Linked DNA regions of Homo sapiens: region 2 is linked to region 1. The links are chromatin loops, found by intact Hi-C in ENCODE. Cell type or tissue: MCF 10A. All regions are shown on one strand. Links, peaks and the distances in the headings refer to the core of each region. The heading gives the core; the rest is flanking DNA. Region 1 overlaps LINC02955 (long intergenic non-protein coding RNA 2955). Region 2 overlaps LINC02955 (long intergenic non-protein coding RNA 2955).

Region 1 (8,347 bases), core at 22-8,021:
TACACTTGATTTTAGTCACTATTTGGGAACAAAGTTTTTTTTTTTAAGTAAACATTTGTCAAGCACAAAAATATGTAACCAAAGGCATGTGCACAAACTTTGTTTGGATTTTGTTTAGATATTGCTGTTCTAGAAGTTAATTACTCTAATTATAATGTTTCTATTTTGAGAATACTATGAGACCACTGAGTTTCTCCTGCCTCTCATCTCTGCACATGTAAAGATATCAGAAGTTCAGAAAAATGTGTAGTAATTTGGCTGACCAAATAAAACATTTTTATTAAAGAATTTAATGAATTGGTCAAAAAAGTCCTATCTTACACTGCAGAAAAAAAAGAGATGTAAAACAATAGATATAGCACTTGATATTTCTGTGCAAAGAGTTGCTTTAAAAGCATTATATAATGCTTTTATATAATGTATGCATAGTAATACTACCTAACTTAGAAATGAATTTTCATGCTGTCTTGTAATCAGGTTACATATTAAAGAAACTTGTACAGCTAACAAAACCAGGCTTTGAAAGAGATGACTAAATCACCCTTATTTTGTATTTCGTGCTTTCAAATCTGAATTGAGATATTTCATTACTCTTAAACCATGGTGAAATCATGGAAGGCATCATAACAAGAGCTTAAACTCTGGGGAGGCTATTAACAATTTTGCGTTTACACTTCCTACATGATTGTGGAAATGTGGGTTCTAATTCCCCATGAGGCTTTTATTGCTGTGTTTGGTAAAACTGCTGCTATATCAACAGAAAGGATGAAGCATTACAGTGGGGCCCCTTACAGATCTTGCTTTAGAAAGTTAAACGTCGATGTCAAAATGCTAAAGGCATACCTTAAGTTAGATGAAAATTAGCTTCCTGTAGAGAAAGAGGACATTCTACAACAAATATATAAATAATGATCATACAAAATATATGGACAATAATTCTATTGTAATTGAAGCATAAGAAGATACAGGTTTTATAAATGGAGAAATCAGATTTGGTCAGGGAAACAAAAGCAAGTGATATTGCAGTGTGAGTGCGACTTTGGTAGAAGTAGATGGTGAAAGAAGATATTTTATTATAAAGAAGAGCCACGAGCAGGGGCGCAGAGATTGCCTAGACCAGAGGTTCATTTAAGTAGGGGTAAAGGTAGTGGAAAGAAGAAAACTGTTGCTGAGAAGTGAAGAAGGTAGAATCATAGGCTTCGGCAATTACTGTGTGGGTTGTTGTGTGTGGAGAGAACAGAAGGTGAATCGTGATGCTAGAGCATCACCATTGAAGTCATAAAGAAATGATGAATGACTGGAGTCTAATTTCAGAAAATTACATACGTTGGAGTCTTATAGCTCAGTTTATTAGCATGGCATGGGAATTAGTTTCAGGTTATGTTTAGGAGACGCTTTGGTGCCTAATATTGAATTAGGGATTGACTCTTGAAAGTTTTGAATTACATAAGAGGTGTTTGAGGTAGAGACAAAAATACTAGAATGCTACTTTACAAGTAAGCCACAAAGGCATTTTAGAGTTTTCTGAGCCATAAGAACATAAACAAAACATTAGAACAACTTATTAGCTTAATTAAATGCAGCCAAGTTGGGTATAGATCACATTTTAGGACAAATTTTAGGTTCCTGGAGTCAGGGATGAGCTTCTTTTAACATATGCTCTGGCTTAAGTCAGCACTGTCCATAGGGTAAGGCAGGATGGAAAATTTTATTTTTGTAAGCTATTAAATGGTGAATAGGAGATTGAACTTAATACAGGGCAGTATCATTACGAGAAACCATTAAATCAGGGTGGGAAAGATAATTCTACTGTTTTTCCAACAGCATAGCAATTGAAAATAGGAGGGAAGGTTTTAGCTTGAACATTCTCTCATAAGTCCCTGTGGGTTATGAACTGACTAGTAGGGATGTTGCCCAAAACTGTGGCAGCTGGTGAGTAATTTGTAGCCTGTAGCCACCTCATTCTAAGTATGTTTACAGCAAGTCTGTGGCTTAACTGTTTGAGTAAGAGTCATTCTCACTGGACCTATTATCACCAGGCCACTCCGTATTTATGGCATGTGGCCAAGTGATGCAGATGTCTGGAGACGTATTAGGTTGAAGATATGCTAAGTTAGGCATTAAGATTCTTAGAGTATAATAAGGAGGGAATTTCTGGATATAAGGAATTTTTCTTAGGGATCTGAGTAGATAATAAATATTTATCATCTTCATTGTTCCTTGTATCAGGGTTCTCTAAGGGGGCAAAAGTAATAGGATAGATATATATGTGAAGAGGAGTTTATTAGGAGAATATATGTGCACCATGATCACAAGGTGAAGTCCCATGATAGGCCATCTGCAAGCTGAGGAGCAAGGAAACCAGTCTGAGTCCCAAAACCTCAAAAGTAGGGGGAAGCTGACAGTACAGCCTTCAGTCTGTGGCCGAAGGCTTCAGAGCCCCTTGCACAGCACTGGTGTAAGTCCAAGAGTCCAAAAGCTGAGGAACTTGGAGTCTGATGTTCCAGGACAGGAAGCATCCAGTAGGGGAGAAAGATGGAGGCCAGAAGACTCAGCAAGTCTGCTTTTCCGCTGTTTCCTGCCTGCTTTATTCTAGCTGCACTCCCAGCTGATCAGATAGATGGTGCCCACCCAGACTGACAGTGGATCTGCCTCTCCCAGTCCACTGACTCAAATGTTAATCTCCTTTGGAAACACCCTCACAGGTACACAACCAGGAACAATACTTTGCATCCTTCAATCCAATAATGTTGACACTCAATATTAATCATCATATTTCTTTACTGTAATTGAAGACTGTGGTATGGAGAGCATCTGAGAAGGGTTGTGTGTAGAAGAGAAACTTCTTACAGTTGTGCTAGGAAACCCTGAAGTTCCCGTATGGACATTCTAAGGAATCAGGAAACCACAACCTCCTGACACAATTAGCGAGTTATTCTTCCGTCTCCAGAGCTGACCTAACAACAATGACTTGGGTGAGTCAATTCCTTTACCTGGGCTTCCTTGTCTTTACTTATAAAATGAAATGGAACAACTCCCATTTAGAATGCTAGCTCTTCAACTCACATACTAATAGGCTCAAGATTTGCACAAAGTTCCACAATTCTTCACACCTTCCTATATCCGTGCCCTTTGCATGATGACTTTATAGCTCCTCCATCAAGGGGTTGAGTCTGTTTCCCCATTACTTGAATTTGGGTTGATCTTATGACTTACTCATACCTCGGTCCACAGAACAGGATAGAAGTGAAAATGTGCCAATTCTGAGTCTAGCCCTCAAAAGGTCTGTGTGCTTTTACTCATTCTCTTGGAACTCTGCCACCACTATGTGAATAAGCCTGGGCTAGCCTGATGAATGATAAGAGACATGTGGCCCAGTCACCCCTATAGCTCCAGCTGGCAGCCAGCAAAACACCAGATGTAAGTGAGGCCATCATAGACCAGCCAGCCCCCTGTTAACCTGCCAGCTAATGGCAGATGCATGAATGAACCAAGCTGAGATCAGTTAACACTGGCTCAAATCAGCAGAACCACCCATCTGACCTATAGAATTGTGAGCAATAATATGCTTATTTTTTTAAAGAGAGGTTGACAAACTATGAGCCCATAAGCCAGCTGCCAGTTTTTGTAAATAAAGTTTTATTGGAACACAGCCATACCCATTTGTCTATGTATTGTCTATGGCTGCTTTCACCCTACAATGGCAGAGTTGATTAGTTGGGACAGAGACTTTATGGTCCACAGAGTCTAAAATATTTACTATCTGTCCCTTTAAGAAAAAGTTTGATAACTTACTTTTTAAAATCACTAAGTTTTGTGGTGATTTGTTACACAGTAATATTTAACTAGTACATCATCACATTAAGAAATTGATAAGTCATTTTGATTGTTTATTCTTGCAATCATTTTCATTTTCATTAACCATTTTTCAAACCTTAGTGGCTTAAACAACGATTTTATTATGTCTCACAATTCTGTACGTTAACTAGACTCAACTGGGCAGTTCTTGTGTTCCACATGACATTAGATGTTGATGTTATGTGGGAGTTAAGATTGGACTGGAATTTCTGAGCTGGTTCATTCAAGTGGATTGCAGTTGATACTGGCTTTCATCTGAGAGATTAGATGAAGTTGTTGACTGGGGCACATACATACAGACTATGCACATGGCTTGGTGGCTGGATTCTGAAAGAAAGCATCTCAAAGGTTAGAGTTTTAGGGGACTCAAGCCAAATCAACAAGACTTGACTTGTAATACAGTATTAGAAGCTTACTTTTGCCATATTGTATTGGTCAAAAATGAGTCACAGGGCCAACCTGGGTTCAAGGAGAGGGGGACTACACAAAGGAGTAAATACTGGGATTCAGATTTTTTCTGGGGTGTAGAGAATCCTTGAAGACCATCTCAACTAGAATATATAGCTTTTCCTTGTCTTCTTTGCTCTCCTGCAGCTTCTTTCTTCTTGCCTTGAATTTATGGTATAGGAATTACTAGATTCACCAGCATGCTTGATATACATATATACACATATATATGTGTTATAGATATCATATAGGTGTGTGTATATGTGTGTGTGTGTGTGTGTGTGTGTGTGTGTGTGTATATATATATATATATATATATATATATATATATATATATAACCTTAATCAGAATTCTTGGATTGGAATCTTAGGTTGTCTTTTTGACTTGGGCATCAGAGTGATGTTTATATATGAATTTTTTACCTTTAGAAAAGGGCATTTCACATCTGCTCCAATTAAAATGTGTGATGACTTTTTAACCTTGTAATTTTAAAGCCTTCAATCATATTATATCATTTTATCCATCTTTGAAGAGCTGATAATTTTGATTGGAAGGTAACCAAGAATGAAATATATGAAATAATGTAACAACTTTCCATGATTCTTTATTCTCCCTTTGGCAGCCATTGCCTCCCATGCACCTGTGGGCTCAGCATGACCCACTCAACACAAAGTTTAAAAGAAGTCAGAGTGCAGAGTATCGAGGTGCTACAATATTGCTCACTTTGGGGATTCCTCTCTCAGTGAGCATCTAAACTTCCAGTACTATGTGCCTTGAGCTCTTGGTTTCTTCTGTATTAACTAAGAGGTCAATTGCTTTGAACCACAAAATCCCTGTTACCTGCTTTGTACTCAATATTCAGAACATTGACTTGCTCTCTAGCAGCTTTGAGATTGTTCACCCTCAACGTGGCTATCTCTAGCCCATATCACCTCCTTTCTTTCTCAAGTTTCATGGCAACAAAGCTTATCTGGACACCTTCCAACACACACACACACACACACACACACACACACACACACACACACACACACCCATAGGTTTGTACAGTGAAAACAAAGCTGGAAGACACAAAAATTGTTTCTCTTAGTTTTATGCTGGGAGTTAAATTGGGTGGGGTTGAAATGAGGCATAAACCCCCTTCTTTTCCTAATTTATTTCCTGGAAACCTAGAGGAAAAATTATACTAACTCCTTCTCAAATATTCTCTTCTTCCTATTCATGACCTTTACATGTTTAAATAAAAATCCTTCACCTAATTCTGCTTTCTCTATAAATATTTCCAAAATGTATGAGTTTCTTACATAATTGCATTGAATATTTGTGCTTATCATCCTATTTTACCATAATATTTTGTAATCTATCCTTTTGTGCTCCTGGTTTCTTCTAGATTATTCCAAGGCCCTGAGGCAAATCTAATGACCGGTTGTCAAATGTTCTTACTCCTTTATTCACAGCTATTTTAGCTGCTTCTTATTTTTAATGTACTGTCCTTTCTTGCTCCCTTTTCCCTTCACCTGTTACTCCTGCTATCCCACACAATGGTCAGTAAGTGGCAGGTAAGAGATCACACCAATCCCATCTGAGGAGTGTCTTATAGAAATATGGTAAGCTGTGTGGAAGAGATCACCCTTTCTATAGGTATTACTGCATGAACACGCAAGATAAAGACCAGAATCCTGTGCAGGGGAGATAGACTCCATGCAACAGGACCAAACCCAAAGAAAACAAGTTTAGTGTTTAATCCAGAAGAGTTAGTTAGAAAAGGAGAAGGGATTTTAAAAAAAATAATAAAGCATGGCAATGCAGAGTGAAAGAAAAGTTAACAAAATGTATCCTGGAGTAATCTTATGACTGGAGTATAGACAACAGTGCCAGCTTTTTCATGTGGTCATGATGGGTTCATTTACGTTGCTGGAGTAAAATCCAACTGTTGCTCCCCAGGTTTGCTCCTCCTGTTTTTTAAAAAATTTGTTTTTGCATCTTTTTGTATATCCTACTCTGTCAATTTCTTCTTTTCTTTGTTTATGTCTCCTGACAGTTAGTCATGGTTCTAGGCTCTCTCCTCCATATTCACTGTTTTAGTTCTTTTAATTACTTTAAAAAAAAGGTTTTAATAGAGTAAAATGCAACCTAAATACAGCAAAATGCAAAAATCTGAAGTATAGAGCTTAATTTGTGTGTGTCTGTGTGTTTGTAGACAACCCATCAAACTATGGAAGACTTTCTATTACATCAGAAGGCTCTCTTCTGAGAAAATATAATCATGTGCAATGTTTTGGTCAACAACAAATTACATATACAACAGTGGTCTCAGTAGATTATAATGGACTTGAAAAATTCCTATTGCCTAGTGACTTTTCTTCCAATTGCCTACAGTATTCAGTGCAGTAACATGCTGTACAGGTTTGTAGCCTAGGAGCAGTAAGCTACTCCATACAGCCTAGGTGTGTTGTGGGTTATACCATCTAGGTTTGTATTAGTCCACTATGATATTTGCATAATGAAAAAAATTGCCTAAGGACACATTCCTTATGTATCCCGATCACTAAGTGACACATGACTGTATTACCCTGAGTATTAATTTGGCCTATTTTAAAAAAAATTAATTGCTTTTAAAAGACATTATTGGTAACTAATAAATGTTTCAAAGTATACAGTTTGATGTTTTGACATATATACACTTGTGAAAACATCAACACAATCACAATAATGAGCATATCCATCACTCCCAAAAGTTCCCACAGGCCTCTTTATAATTCCTCCCTCCCAAGCTTCTTTACTCTGGGGCACATACTTACAGACTATGCACCCTACCAGCCATTGTTTGCACTTTGCTGAATTTTATATAAATAGAATCATACAGTTTGTCTTTTATTTTACTTGATTTCTCCATTCATAAAATTATCTTGTGATCCATCTATTATACAGTATGTATCTCTACTTTATTCCTTTTATTGCTGAGTAGGCTTCCACTGTATGGATATACCACAATTTTTTTTAACCCATTCACCCATTTATATTGGAGTTGATTCCAGTGTTGGGCTATTGCAAATGAAGCTGCAGTGAACATAACATATACTTTTATTACTCATGGTAAATATCTAAGAGAAGAATGGCTTGAGTATATACTACGTTTAACTTTTTATATAATCTGCCAAACTTTTTCTTTTTTTTTTTTTATAATTATACTTTAAGTTCTAGGGTACATGTGCACAATGTGCAGGTTTGTTACATATGTATACATGTGCCATGTTGGTGTGCTGCACCCATTAACTCATCATTTACATTAGGTATATCTCCTAATGCTATCCCTCCATCCTCCCCCCCACCCCACAACAGGCCCTGGTGTGTGATATTCCCCTTCCTCTGTCCAAGTGTTCTCATTGTTCAATTCCCACCTGTGAGTGAGAACATGCAGTGTTTGGTTTTTTGTCCTTGAGATAGTTTGCTGAGAATGATGGTTTCCAGCTTCATCCATGTCCCTACAAAGGACATGAACTCATCCTTTTTTATGGCTGCATAGTATTCCATGGTGTATATGTGCCACATTTTCTTAATCCAGTCTATCATTGTTGGACATTTGGGTTGGTTCCAAGTCTTTGCTATTGTGAGTAGTGCTGCAATAAACATACGAGTGCATGTGTTTTTATAGCAGCATGATTTATATTCCTTTGGGTATGTACCCAGTAATGGGATGGCTGGGTCAAATGGTATTTCTAGTTCTAGATCCCTAGGGAATTGCCACACTGTCTTCCACAATGGATGAACTAGTTTACAGTCCCACCAACAGTGTAAAAGTGTTCCTATTTCTCCACATCCTTTCCAGCACCTGTTGTTTTCTGACTTTTTAATGATAGCCATTCTAACTGGTGTGAGATGATAGCTCATTGTGGTTTTGATTTGCATTTCTCTGATGGCCAGTGATGATGAGCATTTTTTCATGCGTCTGTTGGCTGCATAAACGTCTTCTTTTGAGAAGTGTCTGTTCATATCCTTTGCCCACTTGTTAATGGGTTTGTTTTTTTTCTTGTAAATTTG
Region 2 (8,347 bases), core at 240-8,239, 110 kb before region 1:
GATCTATAAAACAAGTTGAAATCTTTACAGAGAAAAAATATTGATTAGATTGTCAAGTCCTATATATCAATAAGCATAACCTGAACTTATCTAAATCTATATCTAGTTTATTTTCATAAGAATTCTCACATAAGAATTGTAATGCCTGACAAAATTACCATCAACTGCTGAAATCATAATGGTAGGTTGTATTAAATTTGAAACTGGATAAATACTAAAAGAAACAAGCTCCATTGGCCAAATCTACATAACTGAGTTAGGTAAAATACTTACTAAGCACATGTATGAATGAATGCATATAAGAAGCAATATGAATTTGTCATTTTCCACTCCTTGCTCCAGTTAAGAGACAAGCAAATTTTAAAATTGACTTATGACTTTGTTAGAAAATGTAAGCATTATTTGGAAATCTCAGTATTTCACAAGAGAAACTTTTATGTGACATCTGAGTTAAACTTTTCTAGCAATAGCAGTTCTCAAAAATATCTGGCCAAACTTAACTTACCTCTTCATGATAATGGGGCCTGAAAAAGAAAATAACATATGCTCTTTAAACTTCTAAATTAACATACTATTTTCTCTTGTTCTTTAGATGTTAACCACTTTGTTAATTAAAACTCCCAAAACCTGAATTGTTGGGTGGCTCGATTTTCCATAGAAAAGTTTCCAAGATTGAATTTTCTGAAAATGGCATCTAAGATTACCTGGATCTGGTTCATGTTGTTCATTTTACAGATAGCCAAGGGAGAGATTAGGTTAAAGTTATTGCCCCTCAGTTACACAATAATTCAGCAAGACTGGAAATCTGTTATTTAGGAAATAATTTTAGCTTGCCGCTGAGGTTACAGAGCAATGAATGGCTCCTTTCTGGATTCTTAAAGTTTACCCAGCACATTTATGTGGCCATTTTTTTTGCCTGGTGTACTTATGTATGAGTTAAATCAACATGACTGTATCACGTTTACATTAAACCTCTTTCCTTATTTCTCCATCTTTTAAAAGTATTCTTTCTTTCTTTTATGATCTCTGTTTTCGTTTTCATTTCTTTTCTCTGCTGTCTTCATTTAGCTGTCACCTCTGCTGAAGACAGTTCAAATGTTTCTGTGTACATTTTTTCACCAAGAAGAAAAAATAATAATTTGGAATTAAATATTTGTTTTGATTTTAAATTAAAAACGAGCTTTTTTAAAAAAAGAGTACTTTGTAAGTGATAAAGTACTATGAGAATGTCACATATTAGTATTAAATAGGGCTTAAGTGACATAATCCAAATCAAGTTTGTATATGAAAATATCTTCATGTTACATCTTTAGCTTGATTTTGTGATTTAAATATTACTATGGATTTAAAATCTCTAAAGGATAACAAAGAGTACAAGGAGAATACTTAATAGTTATATTAGATATAACATACTTAATCATTCTAACACATATAATTGTATGTTGGATAAGAAATATATACTTTAATTCCATATTATGAATAGGTAAGCAAAAACTTTCTTAAAGGAAAATAATTTCTTTAAGTGTAGAAATGTTGTTTTGATCTTTTAATCCAAATTCTTTGATAATTTAGACTTTTACTATTGCCCAACTATTTTTATTTAATACTGTGATGACCTATAAAAACCACTAGTTTTATGGAAAAAATGTATTTTTAAATATAAAGAGAACTTTATAGGAATTTTTTCTTTTAAATATGTTAATTTCTTTTAAAATAGGACATTTTAAAAAAGTAATTCAAATATGTAATCCCAAACTATGTTTTAAGGTAATTTTCAAGTTTCCATTCTGGGAATTTTGGATACAGTTATAATGATAAAAAGCACATTCTCTTCACATATTTCTTTTAGACACTAGAATTGCTGATTTATTCAATTTCCAGAAAAATCATAAAATACTAAAGTGAAAAGATATTCCACAACGGTTTACATGTCAAGTTTGACATAAGCCACAAAGGTCTTTCTCTTACAAAGGTCTCCATACCTGAGCATTTCAAATACAACTTATTTATAAGATGGAGAAACAGACTGCAGTAAGTACAAATAGTAGAAACAACACAAATAGAACTTGAGCAAATGAAAAGATAACCTCTAAAGACAATACCTGTGGGCAAACATTGTCTGCTTCTGTTACATGAAGCAGTCCTATCACCAGGCTGGGGAAAAACCTGGTGATTTTTCCAGGGCAGAGGCATGGTGCAAAAGGAAGAGCAGGAATCTAGCCTGGACAGGGACCCATGCCCACCGTTTTCCCCATGGGTGTGGCCAAATCAATGAAATGGACCAACTCTCAGTTTCCTCCTCCGAAAAATGTGTTGAATATCTAACGGGTCCTAACAGGTCTGTGTCTATTAAATAAGAAAATACTTCATAAATCGTTTGCCTAACTATAACGGGCAAAATGTATGCAAAGTATTACTAGAAAATCTTCACTGTAACAATGGAGTTAAAGAGAAAGGTGAAGTATAGCAAATAAAAAATGAAATTAGGGAAGGTAAACCATTTTTAAATTAAAGTGATTTTTGACATAATTTTGGTTCATAAACACATGTGGGTTTAGTTTTCTTTTAGACACAGCATAGTGGTAGAGTTCATTATAGATTTTGATTTATCATTCGATTCATAAATTTTCTTGAATAAAATTACTTCTTGTTTATTCTTGCATAAAGGAAGAACTACTTGGGAATATCTTCATACTTTTCTGCCAAAAGCTACTCAGGAGGCTGAGGTGGGAGGGTCGCTTGAGCCTAGGAGGTTGAGGCTGCAGTGAGCCCACCAGTGTGCTCCAGCCTGGGCGATAGAGGGATACCCTATCTCAAAAAAATAAAAATAAATTAAAAAAAGAAAAAAAGAAAAAAGAAAGAAAAAGAAAAAAAGAGAAAATAAATGTGATTAAGATACTGTGTTTTGAATTGTAAATTTTTTTTCATTTCACTTGAGAATTTCTAAACAAAGTGTCCTTCATTTGCTGTGCTGAGACAATCTAACCATGGCCTGCATTGATTTTGGTGATTGTGGCTCTCCTTGCCTAGATATATAGAAGCCCAATAAAATTTGGTGGCATGTTTCTGTTGCCCCATCTCCAAAATGGCAATGCCCTCTGTCATCCCAAATTATTGTGCTGTGGTCCAAGACCCAATGTAAGTTAGGTTCTACCTAGAAGCAGCATCTTTCTGCATAGTTACTAGATAGACATGGCCAGTCAAGCAAAGAGATAGGCATAAAATATAAGAAACATGTTTAAATTTTCATTCCTAAGGCAGAATAGAGCTGCCACATGGCAAAGTTCCAGGTGAGTCCGCCTGGAATTGAGTAATGTGGTGGTGCTGACTAAGTAGAAGGGTATCTGTTTGGGGGCAGCCTGTACATTGGGAGAGGACTGGCTCTTTCTCCTCTCTTTACTACATGGCCCATTCCTACCACACTACTCTGTGCCATGTGGACCACATTTGTTGACGTGGCTGGCCAGATGCCTGCTGTTGAAAGCATGTCCAGCCATGTGTCTCATCCTCACCCACCACTTTATTTTTGTTGCACTTTCAACCAGATTTTGTGGCTAATGAGGATATAAACACTACGGTAGGGGAGATGCCAGTGGACTACTGTGCTTTTTCTTGTGAGCATTTTTTTAAAAATTAATATATTTTACACACTTTTCTATTTATGCCAAAGCTGCATGATATTTAGAACGCGCTTTGAAGAAAAAGAAGGTATAAAGAAGAGAGGTCAGGAAGGAGGACTTCTGGAGACATAAAGCAAAGGAATGACATTTGTCGCTATTGATTGTTTCCCATGGCTGTCTTGCAGATTCTTCATTTTCCTTCCAACCATCCTTCTCTCAGTCCCACCACCCTCAGTTATGCATTCGTGCACTCACTGCATATCCTGTTCTCCAACACTCACTTTCATATTAAGCTCCCTTGATAGGCTATAAGTCTCGTAAAAATCAACTGTTTTTCAAATAACCTAACTGTGTAATACTTGTTTTATCCAACACATATTTGCACAAAGGGGCTATCCCAGAATAGAAGCTCATTTAGTGAATGTGAAACTGATATTATTTTTAGTAACTTAATAGAAGGCTGAAGAAAGAATGGGTGCTCAAAAAAGTCATGTTGAATTGGATTGAATTGAATTGATAGCAGCTCAGAGACTAAGGACAGACATGACAGAGGATGGATGAACCAGTCTAGGAAGCTGAAGAAACTGGCAGGATATGAGCAAAGGCATGATCAGACCTTAAGAGAACAAAGGGAGGACGTGACACTTTGCTGCTGTATCAGTTCTCTCTCCTTTGTTACAAACCACACCAAATATAGTCACATAAACAACAACCATTATATTTGTTCACAATTCTATATATTAATCACATTGGCTAAGTACAGCTGGGCAGTTCTTTTGTAACTCTGGCTGGGGTCACTCATGTGACTACAGTCATCTGACGGCTCAACTGGAGCTGAATGGTCTAAATGGCCTCACTGCATGCCTAGCAATTGTTGCTGCCTCTTTTCTCATCCGAGCTTTTCTCATCTGTCTTTAGCAGGCTAACTCAGGCATTTTCACGTGATGCCTGCATTACCAGGGAACAAGCCCTAGTGCACAGGCACTTTTCAAGTCTTTGGTTATGTCATTTGGCCAATGTTCCATCGGCCAAAGCAAGACCCATGGCCAAGCTCAGAAGCAGTGTGGGAGGGAATGATACAAGGGTCTAGATGAAGGAGGTATCATTCATTAAGGATTATTACTATGCCAATCTTCCACAGCTGTTATATTGTGTGACAAAAGTTTTGTTGATTGTTGATTCTACTTCCCAGAGACTTCCTAGGACTTGGAATTAATATAGCTAAACTTTGAGTCCAACAAATTATGTCTTACGTAGTAGCTCCTCTCACTACCTTCTCAGTAATGTTTCTGAAAGTTCATTTTCAACAGCCATAAATTTGCATATAAACCTGGAATAAGTAGTAGCTCTCCTCTATGATATATATTTTATTAAATTGCATTAGAATGGATTACATTTTAGTGCATTCTAGACAGGGAAAATACAGTGGTGGCACAATTTGAAAGATTTAAATTGGCTGCCCACATTTGTTGGTGTGCATTTTTCCAAGCACGTACTGGAATGATAAGCACAAACAAAAACTTGGGCTCTTGGCCTTTTAAATGTCCAAGTTGGTCTTTTAATTGTTGATTACATAATTATGGTACTTTATCAACTAATCTGTCCAAATATCTAGTATACTTTTTGGCATTCTTTATATTTTTACTTAGCAACCAATCAAGAATGTGTTGAAATCCAAGAGAGAACTATTGAACAATGGGTCCATAAACCCTGCAACTGAAGGGAGTAAATAGTTTTACAGAAGCAAGTTCAATTGCTTTTCATTACATGTCTCTGGGTGGCCAAATGCTTGGGCAGAAAATTAAACTTGCTTAAGCTAGCCACATTTATACTTCTGTGACTGAAACACAATCTTCCAATTTGTGTTAAATTACTATTGTAAAATAATTTTATTATTTGCCAAGTGTTTCAGTGACATGAAAGGACAAATCAGCAAAGATCATTTATAGTTTAGTTCCCTAGCCACTCCCAAAAGGTTACCTGGAAGCTTGTTGATTCCTCCATGGACTGGATGGACTGGGAATGTATACGTATATAGATTCTCTATCGTCTTCCAAAACTTATATATTTAAAAACAAAAACAAAAAAACAGGACTATGACTGCTGGCCATGGTTGTGTTGCTTTTTCGTCCTTTATTTTTTCCTTGGCAAATATTATTCACTGACAGATCAAACTTAGGGGCTATGAATAGTTAGCTCCATATGCATGCAGAGTTCTTCCTAAACCAACTTATTTGTTGTGCCAGATGTTATTATGCTTCTTGGAATGTAAGCTTAAAAAGTGATCTTAGTATAAGTTAATAGACAACTCAGTGAGCAGGTGTTTCATTGACATGAGGGAGTGGGTATATTTAACATATGGGAAGAATACGAATAACTGTGGCCAGAGAGCAGACTGTGATAGATTGTGAAAAGAACTCCAGTTCTTACCCCTTCCCTGTTTCCACATATTTTACAATGTTGACTTTGCAGCTGCTGCCATCAAGAGGCAGAGCCTCTTCCTCACCCTTTAAATCTGGACTGACTTTGTGACTTGCTTTAGTAATAGAATACAGTGGATGTATCCCTATGCCGGTATCAAGCCCAAGTTTCAAGAGGCCTTGCACACATCTTTCTGTATGGTACCCCTTCTCTGTGGGATAGCCTGCCGAGTGAGGAGAGACCACCTGAGACAGAATTGAGCCATTCCAGCCAGTTCACTGAGTTAGCCTAGACCAATCAGTCCTTAGCTGACCTGTCAATTTGATAGTGTCAGGAAGCAGAGAAATTCTAGGCACACAGGGGTGGGTCCCTGGCAAATTCTAGGCGCACAGGGGTGGGTCCCCAGGTCCCTGCCCTCAAGCCGAAAAGCCTGAGACCACAGCTCAAAGTGAGAACTGACATCCCTGTTTACCGGCTCAAATGTTGCCTTTTTCTAAACCACCCATGGCCCACCCTGCCCCCATTCTGTGCCTATAAAGACCCCAGACTAAGCCAGCAGAGAGAAGCAGCTGGACGTTGAAGAGAAGTGACTTGACTTTGGAGGGACAGCTTGATGGTGTAACTTTGGAGAAGAATCTGGCCGGAGATGACCAGACTTCAGGGGAAGACTACTTTCCCGCCCGATCCCTTTTTCAACTCCCCTTCTCGCTGAGAGCCACTTTCATCGGCAAGAAAATCTCCCACATTTACCATCCTTCAATTTTTCGTGTGACTTAATTTTTCCTAGACGCCAGACAAGAGCTCGGGAGCTACAAATGCGGATACAAAAGGGCCCACTGAGCTGTTAACACTTAAAATATGTTAACACTAAAAGAGCCCTGTAACACACCCTCTGGGGTTTCAGGGGTTGTGGGCACCCCCAGATGCTGCCACTGGGCCCACACAGAGTTTGCTCCTGCCGGCGCCCGAAAGCACTGGCCCCAGCTCCTGCACCCGCTCACCTGCACGCTCCCTCCCACGAGGGACGGAGCCTAGCGGGTTTGAGTGAGTAGAGTGTTCACTCCCGCCAGCTCCAAAACAGCCAGCTGGTTCCGGGGTATTCACACACTCCAGTTCCTGCCTCATTTGCTCACACTCTCCCTCCTCGGAGGAGTTGAAAGCTGCAGCTGGGTAAATGAGGCACCCCTGTCAGGGGTCACTCCAAGGGGTCAGGGAAATATCCTGCTTCAAATTCAGACTTATAAGCAAAGACAAAAATAAAATAAATGATCCAGGCACCTGGTCAACACATAGACTTATGAGAAATAATGAATGGTCGTTGTTTTAAGCCACTTGGATTTAATGTATTTTAAAGCGAGAGCTGACTGACACACCCTCTTTTCTCTCTAGCTGGTCTGGAAAGCACTTTCTTAGGGCCTTTTATAAAAAGTCAGCTGAAGAGTGTAGGCAGCATAGCTTACCCTAAACTGACTGATGATTCTCTTTCCTTGATTATACATTTAAGTGTTGGTTTGCTTGTATAAAATTTGTTTCTGAAGGCAGGGCACTAAATATTTTTCTTTAAATCCTATACAAATCCCAGCAAAATGTCTCTAATGTACTGGGGTTTGAAAATTTTTTTGCAGATTTTTAATTATATCCTTCTAAACATCTGTACATTTAGGAACATTATTGTTTAGCTCAGAGTAATAGGAGTCTATCATTTGGGTAAAGCCTCGATCTCAGACAGATTTGGCAAACCATTTTGCACATTCTCTGTGCCAATTACCCAGAGATAATGTGAAATGGGTTTGATAAAACACTTGGTTTCTACTTTTCCTCCAGACTTGTCCCAGCTAAGATCTTCTGGATTATCCAGCCAGATCAATGCAAGGCAAAGCTTCATTCTGCTTAGAGGTGCCATCAGTAATTTGCTGGAAAAGTAAAGGGTTAATCCCTGGGTAGGTGCTGGTTCTGACAGCTTTTATGTGTCATAGTCAATCACAGTGAAGTCATTGCATTCTGCATACTGCCAGCTTCCTCTGGTAACTGATGAGGCACTTTTGGTAATAGCATTCTCATTTCCAGACATTGCCTATTTTATCATTTGCAACTGTAGGATATTTTTGACATCCTTGTTTCTTTATGTAAGATCACAGTGACTTTATGTCAGTAAATTTGCCGATGCACACTGGTCTGCTATGACAGGAAAAGCACTAAATGGATGTAATTCAGTTTTAAATATAATTAGTAAATTACTGGGAAATATTTCTATTGTGGATATCCTTACATTTTGTCAAATACTCTAATCCATGTACTTAAAAAAT

What was found. Peaks named below come from ENCODE experiments on the same cell type or tissue, not always from the same donor. Only the 100,000 strongest peaks of a DNase experiment are listed, where the experiment ranks them.
Region 2: it touches region 1 in a loop (9-fold over the local background); 2 of 110 quality-filtered maps call a loop at or near these places.

What each region holds. Positions count from the first base shown.
Region 1 is chr12:23,081,473-23,089,819 of GRCh38, forward strand. All of the region lies in intron 10 of LINC02955 (long intergenic non-protein coding RNA 2955), which reads left to right. Among named protein-coding and RNA genes, the nearest start is that of LINC02955, 390 kb to the left of the region's middle. In MCF 10A, for the core only: no CTCF peak of the experiment used is centred there; DNase peaks (open chromatin) are centred at 1,989 and 3,309.
Region 2 is chr12:22,975,798-22,984,144 of GRCh38, forward strand. All of the region lies in intron 6 of LINC02955 (long intergenic non-protein coding RNA 2955), which reads left to right. Among named protein-coding and RNA genes, the nearest start is that of LINC02955, 280 kb to the left of the region's middle. In MCF 10A, for the core only: a CTCF peak has its summit at 6,100 (motif pointing left); a DNase peak (open chromatin) is centred at 3,384.